2 separate regions of the Homo sapiens genome follow, and region 1 is linked to region 2. A link is a contact called in ENCODE Hi-C or POLR2A ChIA-PET data. All regions are on one chromosome and are shown on one strand. Each heading gives the region's core, a stretch centred on a gene start or an enhancer-like site at or near the end of the contact. The rest is flanking DNA. Distances are from core to core; before and after follow the strand shown. Region 1 overlaps GRK5 (G protein-coupled receptor kinase 5). Region 2 holds the start of EIF3A (eukaryotic translation initiation factor 3 subunit A).

Evidence for each region. Hi-C counts contacts between places; a loop is a spot of excess contacts on that map. ChIA-PET counts read pairs that join two places held with the same protein, here RNA polymerase II (POLR2A). Pooled maps may share reads with other maps.
Region 1: a pooled map shows a loop between it and region 2 (2.0-fold over the local background). The contact joins the enhancer-like site here to the promoter of EIF3A in region 2. A Hi-C loop is called at or near these places in 8 of 50 pooled maps. POLR2A ChIA-PET finds 5 or more read pairs at or near these places in 2 of 52 experiments (AG04450 and GM10248).

Annotation. Positions count from the first base shown.
Region 1 is chr10:119,439,916-119,446,130 of GRCh38, reverse strand. GRK5 (G protein-coupled receptor kinase 5) reads right to left here. Exons shown (of 16, transcript NM_005308.3): 11 at 4,043-4,132; 12 at 2,379-2,587. Among named protein-coding and RNA genes, the nearest start is that of MIR4681, 65 kb to the right of the region's middle. RefSeq lists an enhancer at 1,262-2,052. Within about 2 kb of position 4,710, at least 15 of the 41 ENCODE cell types and tissues checked have a DNase peak (open chromatin) inside an H3K27ac peak, as active enhancers do.
Region 2 is chr10:119,076,603-119,083,371 of GRCh38, reverse strand. It overlaps EIF3A (eukaryotic translation initiation factor 3 subunit A), which reads left to right and starts at 2,555. Exons shown (of 22, transcript NM_003750.4): 1 at 2,555-2,744. The coding sequence starts at 2,696. RefSeq lists enhancers at 2,341-2,635, 2,063-2,825 and a silencer at 2,831-3,090.

The DNA.
Region 1 (6,215 bases), core at 3,461-5,960, 360 kb before region 2:
AGCGGGCTTCCTGGAGGAGGGGTACAGATGGGCTGGAAGGACAAGTGAGACCAAGACGGCTGAAAGGCAAGAGGGAGCTGGAGGGGGGCTAAGGCCCAGTGCTGGGACTGAGCAGGGGTTTGGGGAAGATGGAGGCTGAGGTCTGGGCCCATGGACTGGGCTCAGGAGACAAAGTGGTGAGATGTGTGAATTTCTGGGCTCCAGAGGAGGGGGAGTGGGTTCTGCGGCTGCTAAGGTAGAATGGGGGACAGACCTGGGGGCCAGAGACTGGCTTCCTCACTGATTGTGGAGGGACCCTCTTAGGCAGGCAGGGCTGGAGCCACCAGAGCCTAGAAATAGCCCTGTGAACCCAGGACCTGCGAGGTCTCCTGGCAAGTCAGGCTCTGCAGTGTCCTGAGCTGCCACCAGCTGGAGGGGACAAGGTAGGCCTAGATGCCGGAGATGCTGCAGTCAAGGGCGTGAAGGAGGCCTAAGACTAGACTCCCAAGACCAAAGATCATTTGTAAGGGAAGCCGCAGCAAGGCCAGAGGCTTCCAGAGGACAGTGGTTTTGTACCCACGGGACAGGTCCTCCGGGAGCAGCAGGCTTTCTCTCAGTGTCCACCAGGGGGCAGCAGAGGGACAGCAGCACCCTGGTCCAGGCTGCAGCAGGAGATCCCAGCTCCAAAGCCAGGGGCCAAGGTGGGTGTCTGGGGTCTGGGGGTGGGACTGGGGCCCTCTCCGCCTCGTCATCCTCTTAGTACGTCCCATATCCCTGCTGAGATCTCTCAAGACCTGCTTCTCTGATTGCCTGGCCCTGACCTGGGACATTTGGTGATGCTCTGCCCACGGCTGTCTGACCCCTTCTTCTTTCCCTTGTCTCGTTTTGTCGCACCTGACAGATATCTCCCAATGAGACAGCCAAGTATGGCTCACACCCACATTTCCATTTACCCGACCAGTGCTGCACTGCTCCTCCGGTCCCCCCACCCTAGCCCTGGCTGCGATGACCATGTGGCTTTCTCTGAGGCCCCAGCTGCATGGCGGGCCAACAGCTGTGGGGTTAGAGTGTGGGTCTGCTGTACACACAGGACTTCTTCCCACAGCTCTGTGATGTGAGGATGAGGTTGGTGACAGGAAGGGGCCAAGCAGAGGTGTCTGGCTGCAGGAGAGGGGCCTCTGGGGTGAGGAGCCGAGCCAGACCCTCCTGGGGCCGCTTGCGGCGCAGATCTCAGGTCTTCCTGAGCAGAAGCATTGCGACTTTTAATCAACTCCCAGGACTGCTGCTTCCTAAACTCCGGGAGTTGCCTGGGTTGTCAATGCACACGCTGAATCTGCCCCAAAAGTGCCTGCAGATGTAGAGGGGTGGGAAGTGTGGCTCCCCCCTCCCAGGCTCGGTTTGCCCATCTGTGGCTCCGGGTACATGGGATACGGGGTACATCTGTGGCTCCAGGGAGAGGAGAGGAAGTCTGTGGGCTGGCAATTGTGGAGCTGGGTGCTCCGGCCCCTCCTGTCCCTATGAGGCTGGCATTAGAGGGCAGCTGCTTGCAGTGGGGGTGCCAGCACAGCTGTGCTGGGGACCATAAGGAGGAGGGCCCCAAGGGGGCATGGGCTGGACTTGGGGGCTGAGAGCCAGGCAGCAGCAGGAAGTGGCCATCTCCCCACAAAGCCAGCCACTAGTCCTGGTTCCCAGGGAAGGGCCTGAGGGCCGGCATGGGGCGGCCCAGTGGCAGGGGTGCACGGGCGGACTCCACTCCCATATCCCCCACTTCCAATGGCTCCTGTCACTCCTTATCTGGCTTCCAGTCCCCCCATCTGGCCCCACCCACCCAGCTTTTGGGTGGGTCTGACCTCACTATCCCTAGACCCTGTCATGCAGGAGCCAGGCTGGCGTGACCAGCAGTCCATCTAGTGGTGGAAAACTTTGTTATAAGATGTTCAAAGACTGAAATCGTCGCCCCCACCCCCTGTAGCCCTTCGTCTTAAACCAACACCTTAGGATCCAGAGGTGGAGGGAGCAGGAGGCCCACGGGCAGGGGCCGGGGCTTGGCCCAAGGTTGCTTTGTGTCTGGGGCACCAGCTCAGACCATCTCTTCTCCGCCCTGTGTGGACCCCCCCACAGGCTGGATGTGAGGGTGTTCCACACTGTTCCCCTCACCCCTCTTCCCTTGGTTCCTGGGTGTCCCTGCCCCACCCAGGCTTTCTCCTGGAAGTCTCCGCTGACCACCCCAGTCCACAGCAAGGAGTGCCCTCAACTCTAGCTTGGTGGGCTGCAACCCCCACCCCCATGCTCAGACCCCTGTCCCTTCAGCCTGTTTGCTGTTCTGGGGACAGACTGGGGCCAGGCCCAGGGAGGGGAGCCACCAGCTTGAGGGTGGCATCTGGCCACCAGGAGCTCACCATCTTGCAGATGGACTTGGCCTCCTCGGAGAACTTGTGGGAGTACACCTCCTCCGTCTCCAGGACCCGGCGGTCCACCTCCTCCCGCTTCACCTTCTCCTTGCGGCCGCGGAACGGCGACTGGCCCTCGATCATCTCATAGATGAGGCAGCCAAGGCCCCAGTAGTCGGGGCTCAGGCCGTACCTCTGGTTGTTCAGGACCTCTGGAGCTGGGGGCAGAGGAGAGGAGAGAGGAGTGAGGAGGAGGGAGACAGCTGGTGGCGCTGCTCACAGAAGGCCTGGAGTTTCATGGCCGCCACCAACTCTTACCCCACCAACTGCTGTGAATACCACCCCCTCCAGGGAGCTTGCCCTGATGACTCTCCTCTGTGCCCCCGAAGGACTTTGACTGTAGCTTTAGAACTCTGACCACCGTGGATGGAGGTGTCCTGCACTCTTGATGTCCCCTCGCCTAGAACATGAGCTACTTTATTCACTACCGTAACAATATGACACCTGGCACAGAACAGGTGCTATCAGTATATTTGTTTCAATGAATAAAGGTGTATCTACCCAAATTAAAGATGATCTTAAATTTATCTGTAATTCAAACAATCTCTTGCTATGTCTTCTGTACCACTTTGATAAACCGAATTACAGATTTACCATAGAAATACAGAAAAGATAGTTCTGCAGCATCAGCACGTATGTCTGGAGGGAAATGCATCCACACATGTGCTGGTTTGCACACAAGAGCCGGGGCAGACAGATGCATGGAACACTCTGCAAAAGGAGACCCAGGCAAATGCACACACAGGTAGGCAGATCTATCATCCACCCATCCATCATCCATCATCCATCCAACCATCCATCCACCCGCCCACCCGCCTACCTATCAATCATCGATCAGCATTCATGTGGGCACACACACACTCACATACACACAGACACACACTCCACAGGTTGCCAAATGTCATGCAATCTGAAAAGGACCCTCTAGCACCAGAGACAAGGCACACCTCCTGTGCAGCTGCTGTCAGTACCAGCCTGACTAGAGGGCGGCAGCGTGCCTGCTCCCCGGGCACGCGCCTCTCAGGGGAAGGAGGGTAGGTGTGTGAAATGCACAGGAGGAAGCCCAGGGCGTGCCCCCAATTGGACGGGGGATTCTAGGGCACAGGACTTAACTCTGGGTCTCTTCCCTGCAACCCCCAGGACGCTGGTCTCAGAGCAGACTGAGGAAAGGTGGCAGGAGCCCAAGGCTGCTCTCTACTGGAATCATGCTTGGTGACACAGCAGCTGTGCGCGCCTCTCATTTGCGGGCTCTTGTGAATTACCTCCTTCCTCTCAAAGGCCTCTCCTCCCAGACCCCTGCTTCAATGTGGCCTCCCCTAGCAGCGCTGTATGCCAGGCCCCGACCCCTAAGAGTGGCTTGGCTTTGGACACAGGTGGGGCTGGGGGCCTGGGAGTGCAGAGAGCTCAGAGCAGTCATCACATCTGGGGCCCCTGTGCTCCCCCTCCCCCTGGCTAAGGCCGCCCCCCAGCAGCCCTGCAGAGACTGTGACTCTGTGTGTGATCAGCAGTGCATGAAGAGGCGAGAGGCTCTGCGGGCAGGCTCTGGGGGCTCGGCCGGCGGTGAGCAGGTGGTGGGTCTCAAGGTGCATTGACACAGGCAGCCCAGCACTCACCCATGTAGCCAACAGTGCCCACCCGGCCGCGGATCAGGTCTCCCTCGGGGATCTTCACAGCCAAGCCCAGGTCTGAGATCCTAATGTGGCCTGAGGGGGACAGCAGGGTCAGTGGGTCCCTGGGACAGCCGCATGGGCACCCGGCCTTGCTGTGTGCCCTTGGGCAAGGCATACGAGCTCTCGGCATTCTCATCTGTCCAAGGACAACAGGGACCCCAATCTGCCATCTCAGAGTGACCACAAGAGCCTTGGGAGAGTGCAGGTGTGGGAGGACACAGGAAAATGCCCACTCTTCAGGAGTGGAACATAAAGATGCAATAGGATGCCTGGACCCGGCTGGACGTTGACCGACCTGCCTAGTCAAAGGCTGAATGGGCTTCCTGGAACGCTGAGGTCAGAGAATCTTGGCTTGGTTCTGGGATTACTTCATGGGAAAAATGTGAGGTTCTTCTGGCATTATGCAACAATTTGCTTAAGGGGAAAAAATTATAAAACGATTTGGGAAGCAGCTCCCCGGCCTGCCTTGTTGGTCTCTGGAGATTGGTTGTTTTTCACTTTAGAGAAACGAGAAGGGAAAACATCTGGTCTGACCTGGCAGAGCCTGGAGATGAATCCCAGCTCACAGCCCAGGACTGAGCCCCCAGAGCGGGAGACGCTGAGCTGAGGCTCCACTTTGGTCTTTGTCCCTCCCACAGCCCACCTGGGCAGGGTCGCGGCCACAACTTACCCCACAGGAAGGAACACGTCCCCTTCCCTTCCCTGCCTATGGACACCAGGGCCCCACCCCCATCCCTCCAGCCTAGATGTCAGCAAGGGCCAGTGTCGAGACCCCGCCAGGCTGGAGCCGTGTGGACTCCCTGGCTCGGTGGGGGCTGACAGTCAGGATAGCAGAGGAGCAGCGTGGGCTTGGTTCTTAGACCAAGGGAGGCACCGGGCACATCCAGAGAGGGGCGGCAGGCCTGGGCCCTCCGACCGCCCCTCCACAGGGCAGTATCCCATGCAGACCTCTCTTCAGGTCATCAGCGACCCGGTTTCTCCCCTCCCTCTACTGGGGGCTGCCAGGTTCTGGGGCCTGGTGGGAGGAGACCCAGTTTCTGCCCTCAGCTCCCCACTGATGCTGCTGGGTGACTTTGGCAGGATGGCTCCCCTGAGGCTCAGTTTTGTCATCTGTTAAATGGGCACAGAGATGCTGCCTTGCCCTTCTCTGTGCAGGTGGGAAGATCTAGTCAGATCAAAGGTGTGGAAACCGGTGGCTCATGCCTGTAATCCCAGCACATAGGGAGGCCAAGGAGGGCAGATCACTTGAGGTCAGGAGTCTGAGACCAGCCTGGTCAACATGGCAAAACCCCATTTCTACCAAAGATACAAAAATTAGCCGGGCGTGGTGGCACGTGCCTGTAATCTCAGCTACTTGGGAGGCTGAGGCAGCAGAATCACTTGAACTTGGGAGGTAGAGGTTGCACTGAGTTGAGATTGCACCACTGCACTCCAGCCTGGGCAACAAGAGTAAAACTACATCTCAAAAAAAAAAAAAAATACAAAAACTAGCCAGGTGTGGTGGCGTGCACCTGTAATCCCAGCTACTTGGGAGGCTGAGGCAGGAGAATCACTTGAACCTGGGAGGCAGAGGTTGCAGTAGGCCGAGATCACGCCATTGCACTCTAGCCTGAGCAAGTGAGACTCTGTCTCAAAAAAAAAAAAAGAAGGTATAGGAACTATTTTCCAGGTGTGAGGCTAAACAGCTGTGAGGGGTACTGTGGTTGTTCTTATTATTCAGTGTCCACAGCCAAGAGAAAATAATGATGGTAATGCACAAACGTAATGCCTGAGACATTTACAGCTGGCTAGACTGACAAGCAATTCCCTCTCAAGCTGTCATGTAGAAGCCTCTCCACCACCCTCTTCCTTCTGGGTGGGCAGGGCAGGGCAGGACGCTTTGTTTCCATTTTACAAACAAGATGAGAGGTGGAGAACTTGATGGAAGTTAAGTATTTGCCCAGCATCTCTGAAATTCTGGACTCCTTGTTCAGTGCACTGTAGAGACCACGCCCGGCCAGAAGTTATTTTAACACTTAGAGCCTTATGGTCAAAGGGAATTTCAAAAACTCTGAATTTCAAAGTCTCTCTGAACACTGCCTGTTCACCAAGCGGAGCTCTGTTCACACTCACAGCT
Region 2 (6,769 bases), core at 1,306-3,805:
GCTGGGATTATGGGCACGTGCCACCATGCCCAGCTAATTTTTGTATTTTTAGTTTCACCATGTTGGCCAAGCTGGTCTCGAACTCCTGACTTTGTGATTCGCCCGCCTCGGCTTCCCAAAGTGTTGGATTACAGGCGTGAGCCATCATGCCGGCCCATTTTACTATTTTCTTTGAGAAATGATAACGTAAAGTTATGAATGTCAGCAAGCTTTTTTTCTGATTTTTTAGGTCAACTTTATTTTGTTTGCATCTCTAAATAGTTCTCTGTCTACATCTCGTAAAAGAAGTATGTGCTCATATGTTTCACTCTTTAATTTTGACTTAATTATTAGATACACAAACAAGTCTCTTGATCCTGCCCATAAAACAGTTCCTATAGCTTCTCAGTACTTGTTTTTATATCAACCCTGCCCAGCTCTTATTTTTTTGTTGAGTAAGCTCAGACACATAGAATGGTCTAAGCGTTCTGGAGGATGAGCTCTCTGAAATTAATTTTAAAATAAACTTCTTTAGAATTTGTGATTTTTTGGGTCCATGTCTATACTTCCCAAATCTTCTTTCTTTATAGTGATCAATTTAGATAAATAGAAAAACCTCTCCTGTAGTAGAACAGTTCATGTTGAAAAATAAAAAAACAAAACAAAACCATCTTTGTGGAGGCAGAAGTAATGAGGGGGAAATGCTTTTTGTGTGTATATCCTGTGGTTTTCTCATTCTTTTTTTTTTTTTTTCTTTTTTTGAGACGGAGTCTCCCTCTGTCGCCCAGGCTGGAGTGCAGTGGCCTGATCTTGGCTCACTGCAACTTTTGCCTCCCGGGTTCAAGCGATTCTCCTGTCTCAGCCTCCCGAGTAGCTGGGATTACAGGCGCCCACCACAGCGCCCGGCTAATTTTTTTTTTTTTTGAGACGGAGTCTCGCCCTGTCACCCAGGCTGGAGCGCAGTGGCACGATCTAGGCTCACTGCAACCTCTGCCTCCCGGGTTCAAGCGATTCTCCTGTCTCAGCCTCCCGAGTAGCTGGGATTACAGGCGTTCGCCACCACGTCCAGCTAATTTTTTGTAACTTTAGTAGAGACGGGGGGGGGGGTTTCACCACTTTGGTCAGGCTGGTCTCGAACTCCTGACCTCGTGATCCGCCCGCCTCGGCCTCCCAAAGCGCCTGGATTACAGGCGTGAGCCACCACGCCAGGCCTAAGTTTTGTATTTTTAGTAGAGACGGGGTTTCGCCATGTTGGCCAAGCTGGTCTCGAACTCCTGACCTCAGGTGATCCACCCGCCCCAGCCACCCAAAGTGCTGGGATTACAGGCGCGACCCACCATGCCCGGCCGATTTCCTCATTCATTAATTCACATATCTCGTCTATTAAATGTGTAATACATTGACAATAATCTATTTCACTGCTGCCTTCTAAATTTTCCTTCTGGGCTGGGCGCGGTGGCTCACGCCTGTAATCCCAGCACTTTGGGAGGCCGAGGAGGGCGGATCACGAGGTCAGGAGATCGAGACCACGGCGAAACCCCGTCTCTACTAAAAATACAAAACATTAGCTGGGCGCAGTGGCGGGCGCCTGTAGTCCCAGCTACTCGGGAGGCTGAGGCAGGAGAATGGCGTGAATCCAGAAGGCGGAGCTTGCAGTGAGCCGAGATCGTGCCACTGCACTCCAGCCTGGGCGACAAAGCGAGACTCCGTTTCAAAAAAAAAAAAAATTTTTTTCCTTCTGAGCTCACCTTTATTTCGTACCAAGGGCTTGAGAATTAGATTCGGTTCAAATGGTTTTCAAATTCTAGGTAAAGTACTTCGTCTGCGAACATTAAAATTGTTAAGCAACAATAAAAGGGCCTCTCAGATTGATTTTTTTCACTAACACTAATTTTTCTTAATTTGTTTGTGACGTGCGCTGTATGTAAAAAGTGACGACACTCCTTTCCGTGTGTTTTCAAACACCAAGCAAGTCTGCTGTGCTCCAGGGCGTTTCGCCCTTTGCCAGGTCGCTGTCCCCATTCGCCCCCTCTGAGAGCCTCCATTTCTCAAGGCAATCCCTGTGACACAAACTTTTTACTTTACCAAGATATAAAAGAACCTTGCTTGTTTATTTTAGGCGTCACTCTTCCCCATGATTGTCTCTCACGGTTGAGCGGCGCTGACCTGATGACACCTGCTCACTGCGTTTTCGTTAAACTCAGCATTTTCACGTAGCCAAGACAGGCGATTCCCAGGCTGGATGGGACCTTACTGTAACTGCACGACTCCGCACAAGTCGCTTTGAAAACCAATCTGCAGACGTTTGCTTGTTCTCCAGACAGAAACTCTGACCCCACACTCACCCTTCCCACCCTAATTCTCGCTCGAAGATTGAAGAGCCTGTGAACTGTCTCCCTAACGCTATCCAGGACAGGCCCAAGACGGGAACTGGACCTTGCGCGCCTAGGACTCCGGCGCCGCCACGTCTGTCGGCGTGCGTGACGCCAGCGCGCTTGCGCGCACGGAGACCCGCCCCCTACATCCGGGGCCTGGGCGGCAGCAGGGCCGCCGCGGGGAGGTCACGTGGCTCCTTCCTTTCCGTCTCTGGCCGGCTGGGCGCGGGCGACTGCTGGCGAGGCGCGTGGGACCTTACGCTGGTTCCCCTTCGTCTCCTCTCCCGGCCCGGGCCACTAGAGAGTTCGCTGACGCCGGGTGAGCTGAGCCTGCCGCCAAGATGCCGGCCTATTTTCAGAGGCCGGAAAATGCCCTCAAACGCGCCAACGGTGAGTAGCTGATCGGGGCGCGCCGGGCTGGGGCGGCCCGAGGCCTCCGAGGTCGAGAGCGCGGGCCTGCTTCCCACTGCTCCGCCGCCCGGCCCGCGCGGGGAGAGGAGACCGATGCGGCCTGCCCGCCGCTGTCCCAGCCGGTGGTTGGGCATGGGTTTCCTTCTCACTCTATCGACTGGGGTCTGGGAGGCGCGTAGCCCGGAACCGTCGCCCCAGGGGCCTTTCCTTCCCCCTGCCGCCTCCGGGTGCGTCGCGGGGACCGCAGCCCGGGAGACAGCCCCTACCCGGACTGGAGCTCCCTCCTTGCTGCCTGCGTCCTCTGGCTCTCCAGGTCCCTGGGGCTTTGGTCTGCTTAGGGCCCGCGTCCCCGGCCGCCATCTGGGAGTGCCGGGGAGTAAGAAACATGGCTCCCTCCCGGGGACAATGCACGCGAGAGCCTCGGCTCCACCTCCTGCCCGGGCCGGGAGCCCTACGGACCCACCCCCGGCCTTCCCGCAGCCACCCCCGCTCTCCAAGCCGCGCTCAGTGCTTTGCTGGGTCGGCGTCCACTTACCCTTTACCCAGCTGCTTTATATCCACTTAGGGGCCTCTGACCCATTTAACCTGATTCCTGTTGTTTTGTTTTGTTTTTGTTTTTTCATTTTTCCTGGCATTGATTAGAAGCAGTCCTAAAGCCTGTTTCGAATCACTGGAAGTTGGAATAGAGTTAATGTAAAGGGACTTCAGGTCGCCTCTTAAAGATAACGAAACAGGCCTAGAGAGAGGTTTCCCCAAGGTCACTCCGGGAGTTGTTGAGCCAAGAGACTTAAAACCAACGTCTCTTGACATCCAGATCAGTCCTTTTTTCTCTTTTTTTCTGCCACAGTGCTGCTGTCTGCGATTTCTATTTCTATATGTGTACTTCAGCCATTGGCGCTTGAGGGAAAAACTTGTGTGCCCCGATCTCTCCAAGGCATTTATTACATTGGCGTTCTGGGGATGCACATGTTCTTGGCTAGGCTCTGGGCTTAAGAAACTTTGTGTAGGGTTTTTTTTTTCCCCTCTAACCGGACAATTTTTCTAATCGTTAGGGCATGGATAGCTCTTATTTTCATCCTTCCTTCACCGAAATAGAAGTTTCGGGTTTTACCCATGTTGTAGATGAATATACCTTGTGAGTTACAGTTTTATGTTTGGAGAGCTTATTTTGTTAGCTTCTTTGAAAATTCATCTTATGAAAATGGCAGTTTGAGTCAGCACATAAACTGATAATTTGGCAGAACCAGAGATATGTTGGTCATATACTTTTTAAAGTAAAAGTAACACTTTTTGTCGGGGAGGGAACTGGTCTGTGGAATAGGATAATTCCACATTGTGTGGAATGGAGTAATTGTTTTAAAAACCTATTGAAACTACAACATAGATGTGAGCACTAATTCATTCTAATGATAACCAGTGATCTAATGGTTAGAACAGACAAGCAGTTTTAGGATGTTTATTAATACATCGGAAAGAAGAGATTGAAATGGAACTTTGTCACTATAAACCAAACTGTAGCAAAGTTTATGACTTTTCGTCGTTTCGAAAGTTAGAATTTGTAGTATACAAAATGATTTGCATGAAATTACTACTCTGCATGGCTGTTGTCGATGTTTTACAGTCATTTGCATGCTTTGCCCAACAGGTATTTTTTTTTCCCCGTGCTAGTAGGCCAAAGCATTATAATGGCCTACATATTATATATTTGGTGTGTTCGGGTCTTGTTTCCTTTATCGCTTCTCTTTTTGGAACCTTCATAAGAACTTCATATAGAAAAGATATGTAATGTGCATCAAACATTTTTTTCCTGTTTCTAAATTGACACAGGCTTGATTCATGAAGGGCAGGTTAAGGAAAGGATCTGAAATTAAAGTAGGCAAGATGAGGGACACTGGGGGGGAAACTTGAGTTTTGTTTGTGTAGCTTTTTAAAAAAGACTGTGGTCCCTTGCAGCCCTTTGAAGCTGTTGGATGGGGATGCATGCGTTCCCTTCAGAGTAGAAACTCATACCTTTGGATTGTGAGGGATCCCTTCTCAAAGTGAGCAGATCGTGGATGGTCCAGGGCACTGCTTCCAAAACATAAGTGAAGGATCAAAGGGCATTCCCCTAATTGGAAATAATCTCATTTTATCTAAATGTTTTACATGTAATATTTGTGATCCTAACAATATTTAGACCTAATTTATTGCATTGTCTTAATAAAATGTAAATAAATTTAAGTAGAATAGTCGTTCAGGTCACCCTAAGCATATATATGAGCAATTTTTGGGGGAAAAATTATAGTAGTCATTCAGGAAGGTGAGAACTTGGACCAGCAGTTACAGGCAAGAATTTCGTATCCTGTAATCATTTGGAGAAGGCCCCTTTTTCATATTATATCATTAGTGGTGCCACACTAACTGCTGCTGACCTTATTATAGTTTATGTTCTACAACCAGTGCCTTTGAAAAATAAAGCTATTAAGGCCACAAATTGAGTAACATAGCATATCCATTTGGTCTGTTGCACAAATAAACTAGCAAACATCAAGGGCTGATGTAAACTTCTTTATACATACTTTCAGTAATGAATTTGAAAGGTATGCTCCAAATGCTCACCCATCCAGTAAGGTTTATAATTCTAGATTTTAATTTTTATTTCTATAATATTAATCTGGAAGTCAATATTTAAGTATTGAAATAGAACCTTTAGTTTATCATAGTTCTTTCCAGTCTCAAAAGCTTCCCCCGGCCACTATTAAATAATTCAGAGGAGGCCGGGCGTGGTGGCTCATGCCTGTAATCCCAGCACTTTGGGAGGCCGAAGCGGGTGGATCACAAGGTCAGGAGATCAAGACCATCCTCACTAACACAGTGAAACCGTCTCTAGTAAAAATACAAAAATATTAGCCTGGTGTGGTGGCGGGCACCTGTAGTCCCAGCTACTCAGGAAGCTGAGGCAGGAGAATGGCATGAACCCAGGAGGTGGAGCTTGCAGTGAGCTGAGATTGCGCCACTGCACTCCAGCGTGGGTGACAGAGCGAGACTCCTTCTCCAAAAAAAAAAAAAAATTCGGAGGAACTAAATTCTTGTATATAAATTAGGACAAAGGCAGAAGACTCACTGTCATGGATTATGAAAAATCTGTTCCCATTCCAACTATTTATTTATTTATTTGAGACAGAATCTCTCTCTGTTGGCCAGGCTGGAGTGCAGTGGCACTATCTCGGCCCACTGCAACCTCCGCCTCCCAGGCTCAAGCGATTCTCCTGCCTCAGCCTCCCAAGTAGCTGGGATTACAGGTGTGTCCCACCATGCCCAGCTAATTTTTTAATTTTTTTCACCATATTTCCCAGGCTGATCTTGAACCCTTGGCCTCAAGTGATCTGCTCGCCTTAGCCTCCCAAAGTGCTGGGATTACAGGCGTGAGCCACCGCGCCTGGCTAAGGAATCAACTTCTAATTGGCTGTTCAGGAAGTGAAAAATGGTTTCAGTTCCATCTTTAAGCAAGCCCTTTTTAGATTAGGAGTTGGATACAATAGGTCATTTTAGTGCTGCTGCTGTGATTTTCTTAAAGTATAAATTCCATTAAACGCATTTACTCCCAAGTTTTTTGCTGATAAGAGACTGTTTTTGTTAGTTATGAAGAACGCCTAATGTACTGTTACATTTTCTTTTTTTTTTTTTTTTGAGACAGAGTCTCTCCCTCTATTGCCCAGGCTGGAGTGCAGTGACGCAATCTTGGCTCACTGCAACCTCCGCCTCCTGGGTTCAAGTGATTCTAAAGTCTCAGCCTCCCGAGTATTTGGGATTACAGGCATGCACCACCATGCCTGGCTAATTTTTGTGTTTTTAGTGGAGACAAGGTTTCACCATGTTGCCCAGGCTGATCTGGAACTCCTGACCGCAAGTGATGCCTTGGCCTCCCAGAGGGCTAGGATTATAGGTGTGAGCCAAGGCGCCTGGCTGTACTGTTACATTTTAGAAAATAACCTTACATGCACTATATAGGAGAAGACCAGGAG